Linked DNA regions of Homo sapiens: region 2 is linked to region 1. A link is an interaction called in ENCODE POLR2A ChIA-PET data of the cell type or tissue named here. Cell type or tissue: GM12878. All regions are shown on one strand. Links, peaks and the distances in the headings refer to the core of each region. The heading gives the core; the rest is flanking DNA. Region 1 overlaps RNGTT (RNA guanylyltransferase and 5'-phosphatase). Region 2 has its middle 2.4 kb from the start of UBE2J1.

Evidence for each region. ChIA-PET counts read pairs that join two places held together with the same protein. Peaks named below come from ENCODE experiments on the same cell type or tissue, not always from the same donor. Only the 100,000 strongest peaks of a DNase experiment are listed, where the experiment ranks them.
Region 2: POLR2A ChIA-PET joins it to region 1 with 15 read pairs; 17 of 35 experiments call an interaction of 5 or more read pairs at or near these places.

What each region holds. Positions count from the first base shown.
Region 1 is chr6:88,957,062-88,962,359 of GRCh38, forward strand. The region is part of intron 1 of RNGTT (RNA guanylyltransferase and 5'-phosphatase); the gene reads right to left. Among named protein-coding and RNA genes, the nearest start is that of RNGTT, 3.9 kb to the right of the region's middle. RefSeq lists an enhancer at 4,976-5,298. In GM12878, for the core only: no CTCF peak of the experiment used is centred there; no DNase peak of the experiment used is centred there; H3K4me3 peaks cover 1,458 bases.
Region 2 is chr6:89,353,538-89,356,718 of GRCh38, forward strand. No RefSeq gene overlaps it. Among named protein-coding and RNA genes, the nearest start is that of UBE2J1, 2.4 kb to the left of the region's middle. In GM12878, for the core only: no CTCF peak of the experiment used is centred there; no DNase peak of the experiment used is centred there; H3K4me3 peaks cover 1,335 bases; H3K27ac peaks cover 2,500 bases.

The sequences.
Region 1 (5,298 bases), core at 2,794-5,293:
GTGATACGTCACATAAACAGAATTAAAAACAAAAATCACATGATCATCTCAATAGATACAGAAAAAGTATTTGACAAAATCCAGTATCCCTTCATGATTAAAACCTTCAGCAAAACTGGCACAGAAGGGACGTACCTCAAGGTAATAGAGCCATACCTCAACATAATAAAAGGCATCTATGACAAACACATGACCAACACTATACTGAATGGGGAAAGGTTGAAAGCATTCCCCCTGGGAACTGGAACAAGACAAGGATGCTACTTTCACCACTTCTATTTAACATAGTACTGGAAGTCCTCACCAGAGCAATCAGGCAAGAGAAAGAAATAAAGGGCATCCAAATTGGTAAAGAGGAAGTCACACTGTCACTGTTCACTGATGATATGATTGTATACATAGGAAACCCTAAAGACTCATCCAAAAAGCTCCCAAATCTGACAAATGAATTCTTTAAAGTTTCAGGATACAAAATCAACGTACACAAATCAGTAGCACTGCTATGCACCAACAATGGCCAAGCTGAGAATCAAATCAAGAACTCAATCCCTTTTACAACAGCTGCATAAAAAAAATAATAACAATAGAATACTTAGGAATATACCTAACCAAGGAGGTGAAAGATCTCTAAAAGGAAAACTACAAAACACTACTGAAATAAATCACAGATGACACAAACAAATGGAAACACATCCCATGCTCATAGATGGGTATAATCAATACTATGAAAATGATCATACTGCCAAAAGCAATCTTTAGATTCAATGCAATTCCCATCAAAGTACCATCATCATTCTTCACAGAACCAGAAAAAGCAATCCTAAAATTCATTGAACCAAAAAAGAGCCCAAATAGCCAAGGTAAGCAAACAAAAAAGAACAAATGTAAAGGCATCACATTACCCAACTTCAAATTATACTACAAGACTATAGTAACCAAAACAGCATAGTACTGGTATAAAAATAGGCACACAGACCCATGGAACAGAATAGAGAACCCAGAAAGAAAGCCAAACACTTACAGCCAACTGATCTTTGACAAAGCAAACAAAAGCATAAAGTGGGGAAAGGACACCCTATTCAACAAATGGTCCTGGGATAACTAACAAGCTACGCGTAGAAGAATGAAACTCATCTCTCACCTTATACAAAGTCAACTGGAGATGGATCAACTCAAACTTAAGTAAGATCTGAAACCATAAAAATTCTAGAAGATAACATTGGAAAAAACTCTTCTAGACATTGACTTAGGCAGAGTTCGTGACCAAGAACCCAAAAGCAAATGCAACAAAAACAAAAATAAATAGATGGAACCTAATTAAACTAAAAAGCTTCTGCACAGCAAAAGAAATAATCAGCAGAGTAAACAGACAACCCACAGAGTGGGAGAAAATCTTCGCAAACTATGCATCTGACAAAGAACTAATATCCAGAATCTACAAGGAACTGAAACAAATGAGCAAGAAAAAAACAAATAATCCCATCAAAAAGTGGACAAAGGACATGAACAGACAAAAGAAGATATACAGTTGGCCAAGAAGCATATGAAAAATGTTCAACATCACTATCAAGGAAATGCAAATTAAAACTACAATGAGATACCACCTTACTCCTGCAAGAATGGCCATAATTAAAATATCAAAAAATATTAGATGTTGGCATGAATGTGGGGAAAAGGTAACACTTTTACACTGCTGGTGGGAATGTAAATTATTACAACCACTAGGGAAAACAGTATGGTGATTCCTTGAAGAACTAGAAGAACTACCATTTGATCCAGCAATCCCACTACTGGGTATCTACCCAGAAGAAAATAAGTCATTATCTGAAAAAGCCACTTGCACAGGCATGTTTACAGCAGCACAATTTGCAATTGCAAAAATGTGGAACCAGCTTAAATGCCCAAGAACCAATGAGTGGATAAAGAAAATGTGATATGTATATATACCATGGAATACTACTCAGCCATAAAAAGGAATGAAATAATGGCATTCATGGCAACCTAGATGGAGTTGGACCCCATCATTCTAAGTGAAGTAACTCAGGAATGGAAACCCAAATATCCTGTGTTCTCACTTGTAAGTGGGAGCTAAGCTATGAGAATGCAAAGACATAACAATGATATAATGGACTTTGGGTACTCAGGGGGAAGTGTGGAGAGGGGGGATGAGGGATAAAAGACTACTACAGTGTACACTCCTTGAGTGACAGGTGCACCAAAATCTCAGAAATCATCACTGAAGTACTTATCCATGTAACCAAAAACCACCTGTCCCCCAAAAACTACTGAAATAACATAAAAATGTTTTTTAAAAAGATCTTTACTAAAGATCTCTATTTGAGCAATCAGGATCTTAATATCTCCTCCAACCTGCTTCTCTCTCAGTAAGCCCTAATAATATCAACTATCTCATGTGCATAAGCCAGACATTTGAGACTAAATTTTGACCCTCTTTCCCTCATTCTAAATACGACATCAAGTTCTGTCCATTTTCCCTTCTTAATATCTCTCAAATTAGCCTTCTACTCTTCATCTGTCACTTTTAAACTATCACTATTGTCTTTCACCTGGACTACAACAAGTTCCTAATTAGTCTCTCCATTTCCACTCTTTTCTCCATCAATTCATTAAACACAGAAAAGTCAAAGTAAGCTTTTAACTTGGATTCAAATAATCTCATCTCGATGCTGAAAAAAAAAACTGCAATTGTATGCCACTGAAAATTTAAAGCATATAAATATTAGGATACCTTATCACACCCTACTTGCCTGTATGATCAGGCTATTCTCCAACCTCTTAACCTCACTTACATCTTCCAGAACAAAGACACTTTTTCAGTCTATTATCTCTCCCATCATCATCCTATCCTAACAGAAACTTTCAATAACACCCCCTGCCAACTATTTATCTAGAAAACTTCTATTTACTGAAGATAATTCATGTATGACCTTCTCTGGGAAGTCTCACCTGATCTCCTTCTTCCTTCCCATCTCTTCTTCCTCAACCTCAAAGAATTAGGTTTATTACCTCTGATTCCCATCATATACCACAATAGAGTCATTGCTACATTTTTTACAACAGAACTGTGCTTAAAATGGATGGTTTGCTACTCCCATGAGACTCTGCTTTTTAAGGGTAATATATCTTAGCCATCTCCCTAGCACCCAGGACTAGCACAAAGTAGACATTTAAATATTTGCTAAATAAAATGACTTCAAAATCACCATCACTATCACCATCACACTATCCTGAGTACCTGGGACCACAAGTATGTGCCAATGCACCTGGCTGTGTCTCATATTTACATTCCCACAGTTCCTAGTAAGCTCTTTACATAGCAGATATGAAATAATTTTATGTTGAATGATATATCTTTAAGAAACTAGGGAGGGCTGGGTGCGGTAGCTCACACCTGTAATGCCAACACTTTGGGAGGCCAAGGCAGGCGGATCACCCGAGGTCAGCAGTTGGAGACCAGCCTGGCCAACATGGTGAAACCCCATCTCTACTAAAAATACAAAAAAGAAAAGAAAAGAAAAGAAAAAAAGGAAAAAGGAAAAGAAATTATAAGTTTGTTTTCTTCCAAGTATTCACCTGAAATCTATTAACTCAGAAGGAGGAAAAAACAGTTCTTCAGAAAATAAAGCTTGGCCCTGTCTCCAAGAGCTCTCTCTCATTGCAAGTCTGGTTTCATCAGAGAAAGTGACTTCACAGAGAAACAAATTATATGTAGTTAGTACCATTTTCTTTCTGATTCAGGAAAATTATGAACTTCTAGTACTAGTAAAGTGAATCCTAACATTTACAACATATAAGTTTGAGCAGCCATAACATTTTCCTCAATATGCAAAATATCAAAGAAATTACTGTGATGGTTAATACTGAGTGTCAACTCGATTGGATTGAAGGATGCAAAATATTGATCCTGGGTGTAGAGGGTGTTGCAAAGGAGATTAACATTTGAATCAGTGGGCTGGGAAAAGCAAACCCACCCTTAATCTGGGTGGGCACCATCTAATCAGCTGCCAGCATGGCTAGAATATAAAGCAGGCAGAAAAATGTGAAAAGACTTGACCGGCTTAGCCTCCCAGCCTACATCTTTGTCCTGTGGTGGACGCTTCCTGCCCTCAAACACTGGATTCCAAGTTCTTCCATTTTGGGACTCAGACTGACTCTCCTTGCTCCTCAGTTTGCTGACAACCTATTGTGGGACCTTGTGATCGTGTGAGTTAACAGTTAATAAACTCCCCTTTACGTCTGTATGTGTGTGTGTGTATGTATGTGTGTGTGTGTATATATATATATGTACATATATTTCCTATTAGTTCTGTCCCTCTAGAGAACCCTTACTAATAAATTACACGATAAGTACAAATTACTTTTTTTTTTTTTTGAGATGGAGTCTCACTCTGTCACCCATGCTGGAGTGCAGTGGTGCAATCTCAGCTCACTGCAACCTCCGTCTCCTGGGTTCAAGTGATTCCCCTGCCTCGGCCTCCCGAGTAGCTGGGATTACAGGCACATACCACCACGCCATCATAGCTTTTTGGCTATTCATATAACTTATTTTGTGAAGTGTCCAAATTTTTTGCTAGTTTTTAAGTCCTTTGAATTTCTTCTGTATAATACATTGATGGTGGGACTATCAAGTGTTACCACTTTGGAAAAGAGGTTGGCAGTTTCTTAAAATTCTTAAAACATACACCTACCATATGATGCAGCCATTCCTCTCCTAGAGACTTACACAAGAGAAATGAAAGTATATGTCCACACAAAGAATTGTACATGAATGTTCACAGCAGGTTTATTTGTAATAGCTAAAAACTGGAAATAACCCAAATGACCATCAATAGATGAACAGGTAAACAAATTGTGGTATACCCAGAACAATAAACTACTACTCTGCAATAAAAAAGGAATAAACTATTGATACATGCATAATCTGGATGAGTATCAAATTAATTATGCTGAGTGAAAAAAGCCACACACACTTCCTTCCACCCCAAGAAGAGTACTCACTATATGTTTCCATTTATTTAAAAATTTCTAGAAAATGCAAACCAATCTATAATTACAGAAAGCAGATCAGTGGCTGCCAGGCGAAGGAGGGATTTAAAAAGGGGCAAGAGGAAACTTTGAGGGGTTTCATGGTTGTTTCCTAGGAAAGAGATATATTTGTGTATATACAGTCAAAATTTATCAAACTGTACGCTTTAAAGCTTATTGTATTCAAGCTCAATAAAGATGAAAAAAACTACAAGAAAAATAATTAAAAAAAACAAAAACCCGGCCAAGCGG
Region 2 (3,181 bases), core at 474-2,973, 390 kb after region 1:
CTTCCAAAGTGCTGGGGTTACAGGCGTGAGCCACGGCTCTGGCCAGAGTTGGATATTCATAACAATTTTTTTCTCGGGTAGTGTGTTAGGTGCACGACATGTTTTAGGCATTGCAGGAGTTTTGTTTTTTTTGGTTTGTTTAGATGTAAAAGCTGTCAAAAAAAGGAATTACATTTAATGTGAGGGAAAGCATACAAATATGAAAGGTTAAACTTCAAAGGACACACTTACTGCTTCATTGTCCAATGTGTGGGATCGAGAGAGGACTGAGTTCAAAAGACTTAAGGAGTAGGGACCTTACTAAAGGAAAGGAGGGAGGGATTGGGAAGGTGGGGAGGATAGAAAGGGTTAATCAGGTTGGGCAAGTTTTATTCTGTTATATAAAGACATAAACTCTTAAATTTGATTTGTTTTCTATTGTTAAAGTTAATCTAAATCTGTGAGTTTCTTGATGAAATTGGGAGTAAAAAAGTGAAGGATATCTAAAATTAGATGGTATATTTTAAATCATTCCCTGATGTTGTTTTCTGTATAGTAAACTGATAATCTGACTGACTGAGATATGCAAACAAAACCAAACTCCAATGCTGCTTCATTCATTCATTGTGTTGAATCTTCAGATTAACTGACACTTGACACCCTCTCCTGCCACAGCTCTACAAAAGCCCCTAATTTGTGCAGTAGGCCCTACCACAGCAAGGCCTGCAAAGCAGGTGCTGTATATAATGCGTTCCTATTTGATAGCTGAGTACTAGAAGCCTTTTGCTATTCAGCCTCCAAGGTCCATCAATCTCTGGGTGCAGTTGTCCTCTGGGGCTCTCCTTTAGCCACCACCACCTCCACTGCTCCCTGGGGCTCTTCTCCCATAGGACTGGTTCAGTAGGAATAACAATCTCTCCTTCCTTGGTTAACAACAATAACAACAATTTATTGTGGACATGTGCCCATAACAATTTAATTATGGGCACATATCAAAGCTTAATTACAATCATGCTCCAAGATCAAAGCCAATTCCAAAATTTCTCTCAGCAGAGACATTTACAGAGAAAAGAGAAGTGGCTGGCAGGTGTGGTGGCTCATGCCTGTAATCCCAGCACTTTGGGAGGCCAAGGCGGGCAGGTCACCTGAGGTCAGGAGTTGGAGACCAGCCTGGCCAACATGGCAAAAACCTGTCTCTACTAAAAATACAAAAATTAGCTGGGTGTGGTGGTGCATGCCTGTAATCCCAGCTTCTCGGGAGGCTGAGGTAGGAGAATCACTTGAACCCAGAAGGCGGAGGTTGCAGTGAGCCGAGATCAACCTGGGAGACAGAATGAGACTCCATCTCAAAAAAAAAAAAAAAAAAAAAAGGCCAAGGTGGGCAGATCACTTGAGCTCAGGAATTCGAGATCAGCCTGAGCAACATGGTGACACCCATCTCTACTAAAAATATACACACACTCAAAAATTAGCCGGGCATACGTACCTGTGGTCCCAGCTACTCTGGAGGCTGAGAAGGGAGGATCAGTTGAGCTCTGGGGGATGGAAGAGGAGGAGCAGGCTGCAGTGAGTCATGATGGTGCCACTGCACTCCAGCCTGGGTGATAGAGCGAGACCCTGTCTCAAAAAGACAGATACAAAGAGAAGAGTAATTTTATTTAAAGGTTACTAAATTCTTGACTGACAGCTGGGTGGGAAGGGAGCTCATTTCCTTGGAAAATTTCTTATCCAAAAATTGCTTATTTTTTTAAACTAGAACACTTATTTCTTTCAAGAAAAATTTACAAATTATATCAGGTAAAGTTTTAATCCAAGATCAAATTTGGGGTAATTTTTTCTTTACTTTTGATGATCCTAAGGAAAACTCCTTTTTTTTTTCATTTTAAGATTTTTTTTTTTAATCCTTAAAGCCGACTTCGTAACTAATAAAAATGACAAAAGATGAGGTTTAAAATGTTTCAGAATCTTAGAAAACATCTTAGAACCACAATCCTTGACCTGTGTAATTCATCTTTTCCTTAGTTAGGAACCAGAAGTCCTTTGAAGTGCAGGCCCTTTCTCCACCGCCATTTGCATCCTTGTGCAAGGTCTGGACTATAGTTTTTTAGCATCTACTGTTTATCAGGCACTTGACATAACATCAACTCATTTATTCTTCATAACAGCCTTGGAAGTGGCACTGATTATTTATACCCATTTTACAGATGAAGATAATTTAGGTCTCAGAGAAATCAAGTGTCTACTTCTCAGTTTTTTCAACTACAGATTATTATCTTTCTGGCATATGATTTTTTATGTTAATGAGAGGAAATTTTTCTAGATTTTCATCTATTTCTTGATTTGGTTTGAATACTTTGAAATATATTTTATAAAGGTTCTTAAAGCTTCAATGACTTATTCAAAAAAAACTTCAGTGACTTATCTAGAAAATGAAAGAACCCTGATTCAAGTCCAGGTCTTCTGACTCTGAAACTTGGGTTTTTTTGCTACACTAAAAAGAATCAGGCTGTTTTGTGACATTTGAGTTTTCCACTATTTGAAAAAAGTATATGCTTCTTACAACCTCCGAGCTATTCTTGGTTCACACATTTTACTTATTCTTTAGCACTAGAAACTTTTTTTTAAATGATTTTCTTCTTGATCATAAAAGTAATACAGTGGTTCAATATGTGGAATATGAACAAAATCCAAATCTCCCATAATCCTCCTGCTTAGAAAAGGACATGATACAGATTTTGGTATATTTACCTTGAGGTTTTGTTTATAAGGCATAGATATTTTAAGAACTGATATCCCATTATACCACATATACTTTTCTATACTTAAAATATCTGCCATTAGCTAACTGGATTACTTGTTTTGCCAGTTGCATTGTTATTATCACTTAAACTGATAGTGTGAATCAGCTTATTTTACATCAATGTCTTCCTAGAGTAAAATTTAAAAAAAAAAAAACCTCAGAAAGCCATATATAAATTTTATTGCATCGCTTCTCAGTCTTTTGGCTAAGATCAAGTGTAGACTTTATTGTAAACATTTTGTTAATTACCTTGAATACTTTATAATTTTTTTTTTTTCAGAAAAAAAAAAAAACCACCTGCTATAGTTTTTTCTCTTGTTTTACCCCCAGGATTTCCCCTTGGGATTGGTTAATAAGAAACATGGAACATTTTCCCATGGGGATGTAGCTGGTATTAATGTA